2 separate regions of the Homo sapiens genome follow, and region 2 is linked to region 1. A link is a loop called in an ENCODE intact Hi-C map of the cell type or tissue named here. Cell type or tissue: heart left ventricle. All regions are shown on one strand. Each heading gives the region's core, and the rest is flanking DNA. Links, peaks and the distances in the headings are about the cores only. Region 1 overlaps EMILIN2 (elastin microfibril interfacer 2). Region 2 overlaps METTL4 (methyltransferase 4, N6-adenosine).

Region 1 (9,957 bases), core at 870-8,869:
CCCTCTGCCTCTGGGGTAGCCTTCAATTTCCAGGACTAGAGCTAGCGGTTTTTTTTAGTTATAAATTTAATTACAAATTCCTGGCCCTCACCTCATCCCTGCTGCTGAGCAGCGATCTCCTGAGTGAGCCGAGGAGTTTTTTGTTTTTGTTTTTTTTAAAGATCCCAGAGGCATTTATGCATGCAGCTCTGGGAAAGCTCCATTCTCCGAACACTGCAGCTCTAAGTTCAAGGCTAAGATGCAGTAGAGCAGCTGCGGTTTACACGAACCAAAGGGCATCGTAGAAACCTGGTGCCTACAGGATAAAGGGGGCGAGTTGTCAGGAGTTCCCTATGGCCTGAATATAAGCAATTTATTGAGCCTTTATATGTTTATAAAACTCTAAGTCCATCATGCTACCTTGGGCCTAAACTCTCCCCAAACTCAGCTGATTTTGAGTTGGGGCAAAGGGGTCAGAATGTTGGCATCAGGCAGTGCCCTGGCCAGGCTTTCTGGTTAAATAGTTATTTGACAAGGCTGTGCTTTTTCATTCTTATAGCTTAACTCAATAAAAATAGTACGCTTAAACCTGCAGCACTCCTAAAAGAAACGCTATGATGAAAATTACTCAGAGACATGAGCAGAAAGGGGTGGGAGAGCAGAAAAAGGAAGTGATGCCATTATCTCTAGTGTGCTGAGATCTAAGAGACATCTGTCTCTACTTGGAAGCGTGACATCTGGAAAGAGAAGTCCCCTGCACACAGCTACGTCCCTCTGCCTTCCCTTCCTGCTCGCCACCAGCACCCCTTCCTTCCTCTACCGGGAGAGGAACAGTGGGAAGGCAGGGTCCAGCTGAGGCTCAACCTGTGTGTGGGGCCAGGGGAAGCTAAAGCCAGCTGGGGAGGGCGGGCTGCCCCATTCTCCACATGCTGCTGCCACTGGGCTGCAGGCCGGGCTAGTCCTGGGTCCCAGGCAGGGAGTCAGCCTCTGCTGGTCACCCAGTGCCTGGGAGGCAGACCCTGTGGCCAGGACACACCCCCACTTGTGGGGATACCTGTGAGTAATTCCCTATGAATCACTCATGGGTCACTCAGACTCGAGTGGGGGTAAGGCTGGGCAACTTGGGAAAAAGGAACAAAAGAGGATGCCTGCTGAGAGAGTGTGAAGGCCTGATGCTCCCCGCACCTGTGAAAATGGGAGCGAGTCCATCTGGGAAGGAGGGCTCAACTCCGTGGCTACACTGCATAGGGAATAAAGGGCCTCGAGCCTCCTTTCCATTTATAACCTAATTTGTTCATAAGTGATGAGATTCTGCTCAAAAAAACTATCGATACACGAGATACATGAAGCTGTGAATGCTGAAAAGGGAGATCTCTAGGCTTTTTTTTTTTTTTTAAAGAGACAGGATTATGCTGTACTGCTCAGGCTGGAGTGCAGTGGTGTGATCATAGCTCACTGCAGCCTCAGACTCCTGGGCTCAAGGGGTCCTCCTGCCTCAGCCTCTCAAGTAGGTGGAATCACAGGTGCACATCACCACACCCAGCTAATGTTTAATTTGTACAGACAGGATCTCACTGTGTTGCCCAGGCTGGTCTTGAACGCCTGTGCTCAAGTGATCCTGCTGCCTTGGCCTCCCAAAGTGTTGGGATTACAGGCATGAGCCACCGCGCCCAGCCATTTCTAAGGCTTTTTATACTGTCTATTTGAACGCTAATTTTAAAAACAAGAAAAAGGGAAAGCAAGAAAAACAAAAAAACCTGTGGCCACCTACAGCATCACCGGAGCCACCAGGGCCCTTCACCCTGTGTCTGCTGTGTTTACAGGCCCTCTCTCTTCCAAGGCTGGAGGCCTGGGGGTTTATAGGTAGAGAAAGGGAGAAAAGTTCAGTCATGAATAGATTAAACATCCATTCTAGGGTATGGAGGGTTTAAGTAATAGGTAATTTTCCTGAGTGATTACTAAGTCCAGGACATTAGTTAATCCTCCACTGTTTACAAGCATGGATGAGCAGGGATTTCAACGGAAGTAATCACTCCCCAGCTCAAAATCCTTCAATAGTTTCTCACGGTACTTAAAATCCAACTCCTTTATCACAGCCTAGAAAGCCTGCCTGATCTCATTCCTACCCTCGCTTTGACCTCATTGCTGATGACCTTCTGCCTTGCTTATACGCTTGGCCATACCACTATTCTGGGTTTTTCAAAAGAACTTCCTCATAGCCTTTGAGAATGCTGTTCCCTCTGCCTGGACCATTTTCTCAAAAGTATATATTTTTTTGTATTTTTTGTAGGGACAGGGACTCCCTGTGTTGCCCAGGCTGGTCTCGAACTCTTGGGCTCAAGCGATACACCCGTCTGAGCCTCGCAAAGTGCTGGGATTACAGGCGTAAGCCACTGTGCCCAGACTTGTGGACCTTTTGTCTCCCGACCCCCATCTCCAAAAAAAAAATTGTCCAGGTGCACTGGCTCATGCCCGTAATTCCCAGCACATGTAATTACAGCACATGCCTGAATCCCAGGCTGAGGCAGGCGAATCACTGGAGTCCAAGAGTTTGAGACCAGCCTGGGCAACATGGTGAAACCCATCTCTAAAAAAATAAATAAATAAATAACAAAAAATTAGCTGGGTGCGATGGCACGTGCCAGTAGTACTAGCTACCTGGGTGGCTGAGGTGGGAGGATCACCTGAACCTAGGAAAGTTGAGGCTGCAGTTAGCTGTGATTGCACCACTGTACTCTAGCCTGGGTGACAGAGCAAGATCCTGTCTCAAATATATATATATCTGACCGGGTGCAATGTCTCATGCTTGTAATCCCAGCACTTTGGGAGGCTGAGATGGGTGGATCACCTGAGGTCAGGAGTTCGAGACCAGCCTGACTAACATGGTGAAACCTTGTCTCTACTAAAAATACAAAAATTAGCTGGATGTGGTGGCAGACACCTGTAATCCCAGCTACTTGGGAGGCTGAGGCAGGAGAATCGCTTGAACCCGGGAGGCGGAGGTTGCAGTGAGCCAAGATCACGCCACTGCACTCCAGCCCCAGCAACAAAGGGAGACTCCATCTCAAAAACAATTATATATATTTATTTATTCATTATATATATGCAATATATACATATGCTATATATATATATGCCCTTAACAGAAGGATATAAAAGAGACTTAGATCTATTTAAGCATCAGCTGAAGGCCCTTCTTCTCCCCTGTTGGCTGCTTCTTGGATAATTCAGCCTCACCTCAGTGATGCTTCCAAAGGAAACAGGATCTGTGAAGAGGGCAACAGGCTGAGTAGAAACACCACAGTGTGTGTTCCCGGTCTGGCGATCTGCTTACTGGTCCAAAACCATCACACATCTTCACCTCTGGATCTGTGCTCACTGTGGTAGATATCATGACCACCATTAATCCCCCTTCCCTCCCCAAACATACCAGCCACGTCACCCTTCAAGAGCAGACCTGCTTTGACAATAGAATGTGGCAGTGATGCCACTCCAGCTCTGGGCTAGCCTGTGGGAGGCCCAGCAGCTTCCACTTTCCCTTGACAGTCGCCATAGTCTGACTACTTGACACCGCCATGCTGTGAGGAAGCCCAGGTTGGCCACATGGAGAGAGGGGCCAGGTGGAGGAGCACCGAGGCACCAGACATATGACTGAGTCTTCACAGACCTTCCAGTCAACCGCAAGCTGAATGCAGCTGAGTGGGCGACTCAAGCTGATGCCACATAGAGCAGAAGAACCGCTGAGCCAAGCCCTGCCGGGGTTCCTGACCTACAGAATAATGGAAACTAATACATCTTTGTTGTTTTAAGCCAGCAAGATTTGGAATGGGTTGTTATAAAGCAATAAATAGCTAATCCACAATGTCCTCCCCTCCTGCTTTCTGAATCCCACCCATCCCTCAATCAGATCCAGTAACACCTCCTCCTGGAAGCTTCTCTCATCTCACCTTATTCCTCACCCCATCAGCCTCTGTACTCTGCTCGGTAAATACCTACACTGAGGGCTCAGCTCAGGGCTCTCTCCTGAGAATCCCTCCCTGACTTCCACTGTGGGTGCTTCTCTGAACACTCAAGGTGGCTCATGCACACCACACCCCATTCCTGTGACCATCTGTCTGCTTGTTTCCCCATCAGACTTTTATCCACATACTCCCCCACACAGCCATTACCTACCACATAATAGGGGCTCAGTAAGAGCTTATGAACTAAAGGGATAAACTGCTATGCCACAAACAATCTCATTCATCTCTCTGCAGACCTGTGAGTCTCTTTCCCACTGTGATTGCAAATGCTTTAGAATAAGGATTATGCCTACTTATCTCCAGGTCCCCCAAGAGCCTTGCACATCGTAGGCACTCAATAAACATTCTGTTGACTTTTAACTGATTGACATGTCACTTTCATTGTGACCTTAGCTCCAGATTCTCCCATGCACCTCTGATACTCAGGTTCCAGGTCTCCTAGACCTGGATGCTAGACAAGGGCAGAGGAGGCTCTGCTTGTTTATTTCTGGCTCTTTTCCAATCAATGAAATTCTCAAAACTCCATGCAGTCTACACTCACCACAATGAGTTCAGTCCAAAGGGATAATGTTTTGTATGGCACATTCTCTTTTAAAAGAATTCACCCCCCAACTCCTACTGCAACAGACAAATGCGAAAATGTTAACACAGCTTCCCACGCCACCAGGGAGTTCCAAATCAACTGGAAATATCTGATTCAACCTGTTATCGTAAGACACAGACCAGACAGCGTTGTCACCACAAGGGACAATCATTCTATGAACACATACATGGTCTTGTGACCTCTACTCAACATTCCAGAGATAGAGGAGCTGAGTGGCCCTGGAGTGGGGGAAGGGCTGGGTTATAAATAGTGAGGTGCAGTGGGCTGGACACTCGGGTGGCGGCCAGATTCCTGGTCCTCCTGGGCCTAGGTGACTCGTCATCTGCAAGATAAGCACAGTGCTCTGGGGACATCCAGGGCATTTTCCCACCTACCTCGGACCCTCTCCACCCTCCTGAGCTGCCAGGACCTGGCCCTGGCTCTCCCTGACCAAGCCAGAGCTCGCCTGCTTCCCACGTTCTAGCCTACGCTGCCTTGGGTTTTATGTCTCATCTGGGACTTGATCATAAAATCCCAAGGTTCACAGAGGCCATGAAATCTCAGTTCCTTGTGCAAGGGCCTGTGTCACCCAGAGCGGAACCAGGTCAGGGAGGTAAAAGTCCCAAAGGCAAGGATGGGAGAAAAGAAAACAGGGAGGGGGAGGTCAGGAATAGGTTCCTTCTAGCACAAAGCAGGCCCCTCAACAAGTCCCCATGGACCAAGTAAGTCTGCACTCAGTTCTGGGAGACACACAGTCATCATGGCTGGACTGCAAGAAAACAATTCTTGGACGCAGCCTGGCCTGGTTTCCATCCTGGCTCCCCCACTGAACAGCCACATGACTTTGGGCACATTTTCCCTGTTGGAAAACAGCCTTTCTGTGAGGCCATGATAGGATTCAGTCCCCCTGAAGTGACCAAGCCAGTGCTGTACATAGAAAGTGTTCAAAAACGCGAGCTCCCTCTTCCTTCCTTTCACGCCCAGACTCCGACTAGAGAGGGCTAGCTTATGTCGGAGGCTGTCTCAGAGTACAAACCCAGGTACAAGAGAAGCTCTGTCCTTTGAGAAGGCTGCGTTTAGCACCCACAAGTAACAAAAAAATCTTATTACATATATTATTCATTCATTCACATTCATTCATTCAACAAACATTTGTTGAGTGCCTAAGGTGTAGCCAGCATTGCTCTCAGCACTACTGCTGAGCTTCCTGGATGCAGGCACTATGGAGCTTTAGATACTTCCTGTCCCTAAACTGCTCTCATCCACGGTCCTGTGTCTGGAAACAAATATGACAGCATCCTATCTGCCATCAGCTAAGCCCTGAAGATGATAACGACACAGATAAAAAGTGATGCTTGAAGAGAGGTACGTAGGAGACTCCCTAGGTAGAAGAGAGGACAACACCCACTGCCCCAAGCTGTTATGCCAAAAATCTGACCCCAACTCTGAGCTCACCAGCCTGATTCTACAGATAATATTTGGCTATCCATCTGTGGGAAGAACCAGTTTTCCTTTTTTATTTTCAATGTGTTGTGAACTGATATTTTTGTAAATTACGTAGATCATGTGCTTAAATACTGCAATGTTGTTTGTTTATTTATTTGAGATGGAGCCTCACTCTGTTGCCCAGGCTGGAGTGCAGTGATGCAATCTCGGCTCACCTTAACCTCTGCCTCCCAGGTTCAAGCAATTCTCCCACCTCAGCCTCCCGACTAGCTGGGACTACAGGCGCGTGCCACCACACCCAGCTAATTTTTGTATTTTTAGTAGGGACGGATTTTCGCCATGTTGGCCAGGTTGATCTCGAATGCCTGACCTCAGGTGATCCACCCTCCTTTGACTCCCAGAGTGCTGGGATTACAGGCATGAGCCACTGCAACCAGTCTGTCAAATTATTTTAGAAGTTCCTAAATATTAACACTGAGAATATATATTTATCTTATTGCTACTCAGCACCAGATAATTCAGGCACCAATCTATGAACCACATTTGGGTAGGACTGATGGCATTTAGTTCATTCCGTGAACTGTCCAAAATCTAGCATAATACTGTCACATTTTTACCTCATGAAGTTTCAACAATATCAAAAATGAACAAAAAATTATTTTTAAAATGTTGTTGCGTGCTGCAAAGAAATACAAGAAATAGAATTGTAATATTCAACTTACTTGCTGATGGCTGAAATTTGACCAGATCTTGCAAATCAGTAGAAATCTGGAAGACGTGGCTGTAGAACTGCTGGACTGAATTCTTCAGGCCAGAAATGTCTCTGGAATGCGACCTGAGCGTTCCGTTCATCTGCCTGACACAGTTCCACAGGCTGCTGACATGCTTGTTGAGCCCCTCCTTGATCCTCTGAAGATTTCCTGAGATAGAGTCCAGCTTGCTGCAAGTTTTCTCCATATGAGACACCCTGCCCTCCACCATGGAGACCTCCCTCTGGACCCCCTGCGTGCATTCCTTACAAGCATCCAGCTCCGAGATGACCTGGCTCTGCAACCTCTGCCACCTCTCCTCCAGCTGACTGCAGCAATGAGCCACGGGGTGCTGGGGGGACGGCAGGGTGTCCACTGTCCTTTCTTGCTCACCCACCTTAGTGAACCTACCCATGCCAGCGTTTTCACCTGCTCTACAATTGCTCATTTCCTTTTGAAGATGAGTCACATCATTTTCTGTGTGGTTTAATTGAGAATAAAGAAAACTAAAATCCTGTTGAAGTTTCTGGATGGTTTGTTCGGTTTCTTGAAACTTCCTGTGCATCGTGTCGTTGAGAGATTTCAAAAGGTGCAGGCTGTCGCGTACTGCGCGGTCTTCCCTGTTTGGCAAGGCACCTTCCATCCCATGAGGCTTTCCCTGGATGTTCAGCAGGCAAATGTCTTCAACAACTTGAACTTTGTCCTTCAGGTGGTTTAATTCCATCATGACCCGTTCATCTCCTGACCCTGACACTCCTGGCAGGGCTGCTGCCCCTGGGGGACTGAGCTCTGCACCAGTGTTATTGGTCATCTGTAGGAGAACGCTCCCCAGACGGTCTTCCAGAGACTGTATTTTCTGATCAACAAGCTGCTTCAAGTCACCCACCTCTCCATTAATGGCGCCCCGAAGGGTTTCCTCAATGTAAAAGCAATGTTCTTCAGCGTTCTTCTCCGTCACATTGATCCTTGCATCGAGTTCATTCCATTTTGCATCAAAATCCACATCTGGCTCTGGAACTATAAGGCGGTCAAACTCATTGTCCAGTCTTCCATTCAGCATTCTGGTGGCTTCAGCAACTCTCTCGATTTTCTGGTCCAATGTCTTGATCTGTTGACCAATGTCACCATTCTTTTCACTGTCGCAGCAATTTGCCTGGGCTGAAGGCTCCTGTAGCCGGGCTCGGAGGTTATTTATTTCTTTTCTCAGGCTTGTTTCCTTCTCCCCTATGAGCTCTATCACTCCCAGGTAGCTGCTCCCATAGTCATCACACTGCTGCTGGAGGCCAGTGAGCTTGTACTCACATGAGTTTTTCAGGTCAGCCAGCTTTCTGTCCATGCCCTCCATGAGCTCCTCTCTCAGGGCGTCGATCTTACTGTCCACATAGGCTTGGTAGAGTTCGTTGGTTGTCATGGTCACCGTCGGGCCCTGAGCTGCTTCCTGGAGCTGTCTGAGCTGCCCTTCGTAGCCCTTCACTTTTCCATCCAGCTCTTCCAGCTTGTCACTTTTGTTCTTTAGAGTATCTTTGACTTCAGCCAATTCAGACTTGATGTCCTTCATGCCAGATTCCTTAGTGTTGAAGACACCAGGACTCTGGCCCGTTTCTGTGTCTCCACTAACAGTGGTGTCAGGCTTGGGGTGCTGGCTGCTGAGCCCTGGTGCCCGTGTTCTACTGGCATCATCCTGAGTGGCATGTTTGAGATTTTCACTCACTCCAGCAAGGGAAGACTGGAGGTCAAGAACCGTCCTTGTGAGTCGAAGAACCTTCTCCTCTAGCACCTGTATCTTCTTTTCCTGAAGTTCCTGAGGCCCCTCTTTTGGATCTACCCCCCAGCTTGGTTGTGCTGTACCAGTTGGGGACAAAGTCTTCCTGGGCTCTGAGAATTGGCTGGGTTCATTATCTGTTACAAAGATAAAGTTGGACATGAATGAACATTTTCTACCTTTAGCCAGATTCTGCCAAGACAATAAACAAGGTACCTACAAAATACATGTACATCTTCACTTACAGGTCACTACACAATTGTAGGTAAGTACTGTGGTACAGTAGAAAAGAGTATGGGCTTTGTAGTCAAATAGACCTCTACTTGCATTCTGGCTCTGCTATTTACTGTTTGTCCTTGAGCAAGTTAACTAACTTCTGTGAACTATAATCCTCTCATCTATAAAGAAGAACAGCTTCTAGAGCTGTTAAAATAATATGTACATGACACCTATTAGATAATCAATGGTCTCTTTCACCCTGAGGGGAAATATTCATTATCCGCTTTATCATATGAACACTTCATTCCCATATTAGTGAACTGCAGCCACACCCCAAGAGTTGACTGCATACAGTAAAACCACAAGAAACCACTTTAGCAAGATCCACCCATTAGCTGTTGGATGGTGATATCATATGATATCATATTTTCTGATGTTATCCTCAAAGCAGTGCCTGAATGTTTTGTCCTTTACTTTCATTAACATCTCTGTGCTCAAAGAGTCTCACAGACATTGTTTAGCCCTGCTTGCAGTTTGGGAGACAAAAAGCAACAGAGATAAAGCAACTATTCATCAGTGTCTCCTAGCAACAGCACCGTCTGACCATATATAGTAAGATTCACTACGTCAAAGAATGCAAATATTGAAAGCTGGTCAGGGAGGTGGTGTGTGCCTGTAGTCTCAGTTACTAGGGAGGCAGGAAGATGGCGTGAGCCCAGGAGTTCAAGGGCATCCTTGGCAATATAGCAAGACCCTGTATCTTTAAAAAAAAAAAAAAAAAAAAAAGAAAAGAAAAAAAGAAGAAGAATGCAAACATTGAATTTTGGGTAATCTTATTTTGAGAAAACACCAAGGAAAAAATCCAAAAGAAAGAAACAATTATTAATTTTTAATAAGGGGGGAATGATAGTGATGAGTCATAAAATGAAGATAAATTGATAGACATAGAGGTAAATAAAAAGGAGACTATTGAAACCTGCAGCAATAGGACAATAAGAAACAAACTATGCCCTGAATACAGCAGGATACAAGAAATACTGCATCCAGCCATGATGGCTCATGCCTGTAGTCCCAGCACTTTGGAAGGCTGAGGTGGGTGGATTGCTTGAGGATAGGAGTTCAAGACCAGCCTGGCCAACATGGCGTAACCCCATCTCTACTAAAAATACAAAAATCAGCCAGGTGTGGTGGCTGGTG
Region 2 (9,957 bases), core at 418-8,417, 330 kb after region 1:
TGTGAGCCCTGTTTAAAACTTCAATTTTTAAGAGCAAGCACAATTGCAGGAAAAGAAAACAATTCAGAGGGATCATGTGTGCTTACAGTTGTCTTCATGTGGCCTTTTCCCAGGTTTAACCACCAAGGACCCTGACAGCCGGGGTGTCTGAATAACCCTGGTGACTCTTTTCACCATATCAAAACCTGAGTTAAAAGGCTGATGATAACAGCAGAAGGTGGCAGGGCTGAGGACCCACTATTAATTTCCTAGGCTGGTGGAGAGTGAATAAATGTTCTTCCAACCTTACCTTATGGCTTCTGGTCAAAGCAAAGAAGTGTCGTGGAAAGTGTTGGGTGGTGACAGTGCAAAAAGAGACTTGACGGGGAGGGAGCAGCATCTCTTGATAAAGGTGGGGAAGAGAAGATATGGGGAAAGCCCTGAATTCCTCATGGAAGGCGAATCTCAGAGGGGAGCGGAGCAGAGGGCTTATGATCTGTGCTTTGGCCAAGGGTGGGAGTGGAAGAGGTGGGGACAGGACAGTGGTTTGGAAGGAGCATCACTGAATACTTAAACTGAGTGCCCACACACTCAGCAGTGGTCCCACAGGCTGTGATCTTCACGTCTACTCTAACAAGCCTCCCAGGCTAGAGGGCTGTTGCAGTGGGTGGGGGTGGGAGGAAGGGAGAGCGGTAGGGGGAGAAGGCGGAGACTCCAGGCCATGTAAGGAGAAGCAAGGTGATTGTGTGGTCTTTCCACAGTTGAATTAGATGTACCCCACCAGTTATGATGGGAATCAATTTAAATATACTTGCTTGATCCTGTCGCTTGACAGGATGATTTGTTATAGCACAACTTACATAATTCAAATGGACAAAAAAGTTAGTATCATTCACAGTATCTTAAGATACATTTCTTTTGAATAGGAGCATCCTTTCTAGTACTGTGAGGTCTACAAGATGTATCTAGAAAATTTACTACTGTTGAAAATGAAGACTGCTTAAATTGAATGGGTGTGGGGAAAAGGGACTATGGTTTTTCTTTTTGATTAATTACTGTAACAGTGTCTTTCAGGCTGCTGAGGGAGTTTCATGTTTTCTTTAGATGTCATTAGCTGTTCAACCTCTTCCAAGACAACTTTGATGCTATCTGAATTCTGCTATTTAGCTAGCACTGAAATGGCTCTTGAGTCCACCACTCCTTTAGAATAGCATTAATTTTTGTTACACATCTTACAAAGGGGAGTGCTGCTGGGTATTTAGGTCCACATTCTATTTTAAAGCTGTATATTCAGTTTTTGTAAATTGTTCTTGAAGGCCCAATTATCATCCCTGTCCATTTGGTAAGTGTCATGTCTTTATCATCTTCTAGACTCTAGCTATCTGTGCCATCTCATACTCCCTTTTTTTTTTTTTTTTGAGACGTAGTTTCACTCTTGTTGCCCTGGCTGGAGTGCAGTAGTGCAGTCTCGGCTCACTGCAACCTCTCCCTCCTGGGTTCAAGTGATTCTCATGCCTCAGCCTTCTGAGTAACTGGGATTACAGGCGCATGCCACCAAGCCCAGCTAATTTTTGTACTTTTAGTAGACGCAGCGTTTCACCATGTTGGCCAGGCAGGTCTTGAACTCCCGACCTCAGGGGATCTGCCCGCCTCGGCCTCCCAAAGTGCTGCGATTACAGGCGTGGGCCACCATGCCCAGCCACTCCTTTCTAACCTTCAGGTTCTTCCAACAGTTGGAAATTGAGAGGTACTCCTACTCCTGAGCCTGTGGTGACTGCCATCATGTGTCACTGTCACTCTTAGGCTCGCCCCTTCTTCCCTCTAATTCATTTCTGACACTATTTCTATCTTTAGATAGTGTCACATCTCCCAAATTCATTGTACAGACATGAATGATTACATCATTGGTCACTGGTGATCAACTCAGCCTTCATCCCTGCACTCAGTAAGGCTACAGGGGCGGTGAGCCAGGAACTGTGGATGAAAACCAATGTACATCATAATCTCACTCATGGAGTTAGAAATTTGAATCTAAATGCTGTGATTATTAATTGTGCCATTAAGCACTCATTTATTTCTTATTCTGTCCCCTCTTAAGTTCTCCACTGCACTGGATTTAGAAAGCAATATCTAGAACTCTAATCCATCTTTTGAAAAAAGGTTAGTTCTGAGAAACCTAGTTATCCAAGGGGTACTGCTCAGAACCAATTACAGATCTAGACTCTTAACCTTGCGGTTTTGCTAGGGTTTAGTGCTTCTGATGTGCTGGTAAAATTGCATTTTCTCTGACTAGAACAATTTTTTCTTTTTACCTTATTACTCCATTGGTAGTAGTGATTAAGTAGGGAAGATGATACTGGAGAATGGGCTGACTTACTATGACAAGTGTAGTTTGCAAAAACGAGGGATTACCTGCTAACAGCACCTTCTGAAATTCTATGCCCCTCTCTAGATAGGTTTATCTCATTAAAAAGGGTGAATTCACGTAGCTAATGTAGTGTTCTTTGCTTTTACAGGCTACTTTGTCCTTTTAAGGATTCAATGACTTCCTGACTTGGAGGATGTGGACCTAGTGGCTAGACCCAAGGACCAAAGCAAGAAGTCGTGGGGGGCCCAGGAAGACAGGAGGATCACATTGGGATTCCAGACATAAGATCAGGTTTTAACCCCCTTTGGCCAAATTTTGGCTGAAAATGTTGAATTATCAACTCTGAAATTAAAAAGAAAGTTTATATTAAAACATTGCAATTTTCCTTAGAATTTCTGTATATATTAACATCATGAATGATAAATTCTCTTCAATGTGCATGTCAGGTTTTTGTACTTGTATATCAAATCTATCTGTGTGTATGAAGTGTATGTTTATTGAAATACAAGATATTTAAGAAGCTGATCTGGAAAGTTGGATTTTCATTCTAGTTCCTAATTCCCAGAGGCTTTTTTAAAGGAAGGGAATGTCTGTGGTACACCAGTTGTCAGCTGGGTGGTTACTGGATCATCTTTCTTTTATCAACAAGATAAACTATCAACTTCACCAGCATCATGAACCTTGTTGCCGTAAAAAGGAGTTCACTACTTCTGTTCACTTTGAGTCTCTTCAAATGGATTCTGTGTCCTCCTCTGGAGTCTGTGCTGCATTTATTGCTTCTGACTCTTCCACTAAGCCAGAGAATGATGATGGAGGAAATTATGAAATGTTCACACGAAAATTTGTTTTTCGACCTGAACTGTTTGATGTCACCAAACCTTATATAACTCCAGCTGTTCATAAAGAATGCCAGCAAAGTAATGAAAAGGAAGATCTGATGAATGGTGTTAAAAAAGAAATCTCCATTTCTATTATTGGGAAGGTAGAAAGTTTTAAGAAATATTTATTTTTCTCCAGAAAACATAATTGAGATTTATTATCTAAATGTCTTAAATATCTGGTGATTCGTTAAGTATAAAGAAGAATCAGTAAAACCCAAAAAGGCTTTAGCATATCTGAAATAATTTGTAGCTTTTTTCTAGCTTCAACTATTCTTAGAAGACCAAATTGCATAGTATTTCAAAAATAAGCAAAGTTGGCTGGGAAGTGAATTCTCTGTAAATTAAGCAAAGAAAATAAACCCAGACAGCAAAAAAACAAACAAAAAGCCAAACAAAAAACTCCCCCAAAACCCTTTTCTTGATTAGGCATTTGTATTAATTGAATATGTTTACAACTGTTTTTGCTTTAAAAAAAAAGTTTTTCTACAAAATTTCTAAGCAGTAAGTGGTATTTCGGAGGTTTTTAGAGAGCTATCCCTTGGAGATACGTAATAAAAGTTTGTAAGAAGGGTGATTGTTTTAAAAGTTTCTAGTGATACAAGTAGAAAGCTCCTGTGGTAAATATACCCGTTTGTAAAGTATATGTATTTGTATATTCACACTGGTGCAATCTTTTAGTAGAGTTTTGGGAATGCCATACAGGATCAAATTAATTATGCTTTAATACTTTTTATCTCTTTCAGGAATTTAGAGGTGATTTTACAAAGTCCATTTTAGATATCTGATATCAGCATTGTCTTTTTTACTTATTTTTATTTATTTGTTTATTTTATTTATTTATTTATTTATTTATTTATTTATTTATTTATTTATTTGAGACAGAGTCTTGCTCTGTCACCCAAGCTGGAGTGCAGTGGTGCTATCTCAGCTCACTGCAAGCTCCGCCTCCCGGGTTCACGCCATTCTCCTGCCTCAGCCTCCCGAGCAGCTGGGACTACAGGCGCTTGCCACCACGCCTGGCTAATTTTTTGTATTTTTAGTAGAGACGGGGCTTCACTGTGTTAAGCCAGGGTGATCTTGATCTCCTGACCTCGTGATCTGCCCACCTCGGCTTGAGCCACTGCACCCGGCCTCAACATTTTCTTTTTTAGTGATAGGATTAACATTCATTACTCACCGAACAAACGTTTGAGCTCTTTCTATGTGCCATTGTATGCAGAGTGATGAAACAAGATAAACATAATCCCTCCCTGATGGATCTTATAATTCGGTGAAGAAGAAAGATATTAAATACGAAAGTTTGTTGAGAATTAGAATAAGGAAAGTAATAAAGAAAATACATTTTCTGAAATGGAACTTTTTAATATTGTGACTTTTTTCTTGTGCATATTCTTCTTTTTTTTAATTTTAATTTTAATTTTTAAGTTCACAGGTACATGTATAGGTTTGTTATATAGATACATTTGTGTCATGGGGTTTTGTTGTACAAATTATTTCATCACCCAGGTATTAAGCCTAGTACCCATTAGTTATTTGTCCTGATCCTTTCCCTCCTCCCATCCTCTGACCTCCATCTTCCAGTAGGCCCCAGTATCTGTTGCTCCCCTCTGTGTGTTCATGTGTTGATCCCCCTTTTTTTTTTTGAGACGGAGTCTTGCTCTGTTTCCCAGGCTGGAGCGCAGTGGCGTGATCTCGGTTCACTGAAACCTCTGCCTCTCAGGTTCAAGCAATTCTCCTGTCTCAGCCTCCCGAGTAGCTGGGATTATGTGTGTCCACCACCATACCCGGCCAATTTTTTGTATTTTTAGTAGACACCTTGTTGGCCAAGCTGGTCTTGAACTCCTGATCTCAGGTGATCCACCTGCCTCGGCCTCCCAAAGTGCTGAGATTACAGGTGTGAGCCACCATGCCCAGTCCCCTTTTTCCTTTCATCAAATATTTATTGATCATTTACTACGTGTCACACACAGAAAAGAAAATATTTAGCATTGTCCGAGGTCTTAGTAAAATAGTATGTTGTAATATAAGTAATTCAGATAATAACAAGCCTTTGTAAAGGACTTTATAGTTTACAGGGTATGGGCATTAATTTTTAATGTTTAATCTCTCAGGTTGGGTAAATTTCTTATAACATGGAAAAAAATAGATGAACCTATGTAATAAATGTAATCTTGATGACACCTTCTGATATGCTAAAGCAAATTATACAATATTAAGTCCATTTATTTATTTAGCCAACAGACATTTATTGTTAGCATGCTAAGAGTTTGACACAAGGTAAGCACTGGAGTTTCAGCCATAAAAAGTACTAAGTCCTTACTCTATATTGTTAGATATAGAACAGTGTCAATATAAATCTGATTCATACCTAACCCTCATCAGTCATAAGCACATTGGAATTTCTTTTGATGATAGCACCTGGCTAGTTTCTCTTCTCAGAAATAAAGGAAATTGAGAATAACTATACCATATATAAAGTGATAGATGGCACTGGTAACTTCATACGGTGTCATAGTTTCCTTGTATTTCATGGGTGCTGATGCTACACTTTATCATGTGGAACTAGTTCTTTTTTTTGAGACAGAGTCTCGCACACCATTCTCCTGCCTCAGCCTCCCAAGTAGCTGGGACTACAGGCGCCTGCCACCATGCCTGGCTAATTTTTTTTTTTTTTGTATTTTTAGTAGAGATGGGGTTTCACCATGTTAGCCGGGATGGTCTCGATCTTCTGACCTCGTGATCCTCCCGCCTTGGCCTCCCAAAGTGCTGGGATTACAGGCGTGAGCCACCGTGCCCGGCCAGAACTAGTTCTTATTAATAGCAGATAAAGCTGAGGTGACCTTTTACAATCCATTTTGTTTATGTTGTTGTTTTTAATTTACTTTGGGAAAGCTTACCTCCTCACTCCATACCCTTTGCATTGATTTTGACCTCAGTAGACAATTACTACTATTAATTATTAATTATTATTAGACAGATATAAGACATAAATAATGTTATAATGAAAAAGCAAAATATTAATGGCAACATAACTTTTCCCCTGTAATTGATCTACCCTTTAGAAGCGTAAAAGATGTGTTGTTTTCAATCAAGGTGAATTGGATGCTATGGAATACCATACAAAGGTAAGTGTAAAATGTTCATTGATCACATTGGAAGATTAATGTGAAGTAGTAGAAAATAAATGGACAACATAAATAAGGATTTTTTTTCAAAATCAAGCAATCATTTTGATCAGGCTTAGCACTTAATATATTTATTGTTAATTTTATAGTAATGCACAGTTTAAACCAGTTTTGTCTTTTTTTTTTTTTTTTTTTTGAGGCAGAGTCTCATTCTGTTGCCCAGGCTGGAGTGGAGTGGTAGTGGTGTGATCTCAGCTCACTGTAGCCTCTGCCTCCTGGGTTCAAGCAATCTCATGCCTTGGCCTCCTCTGAGTAGCTGGGATTATAGGCGTGTGCCACCATGCCCTGCTAATTTTTTGTATTTTTAGTAGAGATGGTGTTTCACCATGTTGGCCAGGCTGGTCTCAAACTACTGAGCTCTGGCCATCCGCCAGCCTCAGCCTCCCAAAGTGCTAGGATTTTACAGGAGTGAGCGACTGCATCCAGCCTAAACCAGTTTTTATTGAAACTTCATGTACTTCTATTAGTTTAAATATTTAACAAAGTAAACTTATGCTATATTGGTTAAGTTTAGAGATTTTAGAGATTATAAAATCCTATTGTCTAGATAAAACAATATATTAAGAGAGTGGCAGAAGAGAGCATGAGTAATGTGAAGGATATGTTTCTAGAACATAGCGATAAATGAGATCAGAGAGTTAAAGAAATGAGAAGAAACAGAATGAACACAAATATTTTAAGCTTAATTTTTTTTTCCATGGAGCACCTTTGAAATGGCAAAATTCAGTCTGGAATTCGGTCTTGTTGAATTAATGTGATGGTAGAACCCTGGGTTTTTTTTCCCTTTCTTTCTTGTTGTAGTAGAATATACATAAAATTTTCCATTTTTAACCATTTTTAAGTGTAAAATTCTGCGGCATTAAATACATTCACAATGTTGTACCACACCACTGCTGTTCATCTCTAGTACTTTTTCATCATCCCAAACTGGAACTCTACCATTATTTAATAACTCCCCATCCCCCCGTCCCCCAGCTGCTGGTATCCTTTATTCTACTCACTGTCTCTGTGAATTTGCCTATGGTAGATATTTCATATAAGTGGAATCATACAATGTTCATCTTTTTGTATCTGGCTAATTTCATTTAGCATAATGTCTTCAAGGTTCATCCATGTTGTAGCATTTATCAGAATTTCCTTTTTAAGGGCGAATAATATTTCATTGTTTGTATATACTACATTTTGTTTATTCATTTATTTGTTCATGGTCATTTGGGTTGTTTCCACATTTTGGCTATTATGAATAATGTTTCTGTGAACATTGGTGTACAAGTATCTGTTTTGAGTCCCTGCTTTTTTTAGGTATATACCCAGAAGTGGAATTGTTGGATTAGCTTTTATGTTTAACTTTCATTTTTTCTTTTGAGACAGGGTCTCACCGTGTTGCCCAGGCTGGAGTGCAGTGGTGCAGTCATGGCTCACCGTGGCTTTGAACTCTTGGGCTCAAGTGATCCTCTTGCCTCAGCCTCCTGAGTAGATGGGACTACAGGCATGTGCCACCACGCTCAGCTAATTTTTTATTTTTTTGTAGAGATAAGGTCTTAACTATGTTGCCCAGGCTGGTCTTGAACTCCTGGGCTCAAGCAGTCCTCCTGCCTTGGCCTCCCAAAGTGCTGGGAATACAGACAAGAGCCACTGTATGCAGCCCCTGCCCCCCTTTTTTTTAATCATAGCCATTTTGACGGATATAAAGTGGTATCTTATTGTGGTTTTCGTAAACACATTGGGTTTTAAATGTTCTGAAGACAGCTGAATACACAAATGTTAAATCCCTCAATGTGAGCAGTTTATCTGTTAATTTTGGAAATACACTTATTTTCTGGAAATGACACTTGCAAGGTTAACTGCAGAAATACCAGGAAAATCCAGGGTATTTATATCTATAAAAAAATTAATAAGATTTACTTTCACTTTAAAGTTTACATGAAATTAGAGAATAGAATTTCTTGAATTCATGTATATTCTAATTGCTAAATACTTGTATTAATCATAAATACAAATTATGAAATGTGCTGCAGAATGGAATCAAACTCTTAAAAAGTAGTAGGACAGAATATTTGCTGAATCAGATTTAGAGGTTTGACTATCCGGTAGTGCCAGTCCTGCCCATCCCCATCCTTTTCTCATCACTCCTCTTTTTAATAAATTTGTTTTCTTTCCCCATATAAATTTTAGGATCAATGATAACATCTAGTTAGAAAACCTGTTGCCATTTTTATGGCATCAAGTTAAATTTCTAAATTAAATTAGGGCAGTGTTGACATCTTTAAGATGTTGGTGATTCCGCCCCAAAACATGAATGTATTTTTCCATTTGCTCACGTTTTGTTTTGTCGTTGTGTAAAATTTTCTTTATAAAGGCCTTGCAGGTTTCTTGTTAAGTTGTAGTAATTTTTTGTTGTTGTATCTCTTGGATTTTCCAGATATAGAACTCTTTCAAATAGTAGTAATTTTACTTATACCTTTCCAATTATCATGTTTCTGATTTCTTCTCTAATTCTGTAGGGTGGAAATTATAATACAATATTAAAGAATATTTGTGTGCATAATAAACATAAGTAATATATGTGAGCATATTTACTTTGTCTTGTGCTTGACAAGGGGGATAATTTCATCATTAAGCATAATACTGGGTTTCAACTGAGTTGGAAATAACATGTTAGGCATATATGGAGATTGAACAGATTTTTTTTTTCTTTTTTAAAAATTTTTTTCCATGAACCTATTGATCCTATTGAAGGAGACTGAATAGATTTTTCCTATGATTCTTCCTCAATTAACCATCCTTGCATTTGCAGAATATATTCCAAATGATCATGATGTTACTATTTTTAAAATGTTCTACTGGATTTTCTTTTTTGAGACAGAGTCTCGCTCTGTCGCCCAGGCTGGAGTGCAGTGGCCCATCTCCGCTCACTGCAAACTCTGCCTCCTGGGTTCATGCCATTCTCTTGCCTCAGCCTCCCGAGTAGCTGGGATTACAGGCGCCCGCCACTACGCCCAGCTAATTTTTTGTATTTTTTTAGTAGACACGGGGTTTCACTGTGTTAGCCAGGATGATCTCAATCTCCTGACCTCATGATCTGCCCGCCTCGGCCTCCCAAAGTGCTGGAATTATAGGCGTGAGCCACTGCGCCCGGCCTCTACTGGATTTTATTTGCTAATGTTTTATTTGGGACAGTCATAAGAGAGATTGGTCTGATATATTTACTTCTTCGGCCTTATATATAATTATATATGTAAATATGTAGGATGTTTGCACGCTGGAGAACTTATTAGCCCTCTCGTGTTGGAAGCTAGAAGTTTTCCTTCTTTTTACTTTCCAATTTTCTGGAGCAATAGAAAAATAATTGGGATAATTTGTTCTTTAAAAGTTTGATAAAGTTTGATAGAACCCCCACTTTGTAACCATCTCAGTGTGTTGCTTTTTGTGGTGGATACTTTTTTGGCAACTTTACTTTTTTCCTCTTTTCTTTTTTCTTTATTTATTGATAGAAGAATTTAATGATGAGACTTTTTCTCTGGGCACAGCTTTAGCAACATCA

The links. Hi-C counts contacts between places; a loop is a spot of excess contacts. Peaks named below come from ENCODE experiments on the same cell type or tissue, not always from the same donor. Only the 100,000 strongest peaks of a DNase experiment are listed, where the experiment ranks them.
Region 2: a loop joins it to region 1, with 5 times the contacts of the local background. A loop is called at or near these places in 2 of 110 quality-filtered maps.

The regions. Positions count from the first base shown.
Region 1 is chr18:2,889,282-2,899,238 of GRCh38, reverse strand. EMILIN2 (elastin microfibril interfacer 2) reads right to left here. Exons shown (of 8, transcript NM_032048.3): 4 at 6,753-8,678. Among named protein-coding and RNA genes, the nearest start is that of EMILIN2, 47 kb to the right of the region's middle. In heart left ventricle, for the core only: no CTCF peak of the experiment used is centred there; a DNase peak (open chromatin) is centred at 4,928; H3K27ac peaks cover 1,644 bases.
Region 2 is chr18:2,560,193-2,570,149 of GRCh38, reverse strand. It overlaps METTL4 (methyltransferase 4, N6-adenosine), which reads left to right. Exons shown (of 9, transcript NM_022840.5): 2 at 2,496-3,329; 3 at 6,291-6,353. The coding sequence starts at 2,934. It also overlaps the pseudogene LOC100128926. Among named protein-coding and RNA genes, the nearest start is that of METTL4, 6.3 kb to the left of the region's middle. In heart left ventricle, for the core only: no CTCF peak of the experiment used is centred there; no DNase peak of the experiment used is centred there.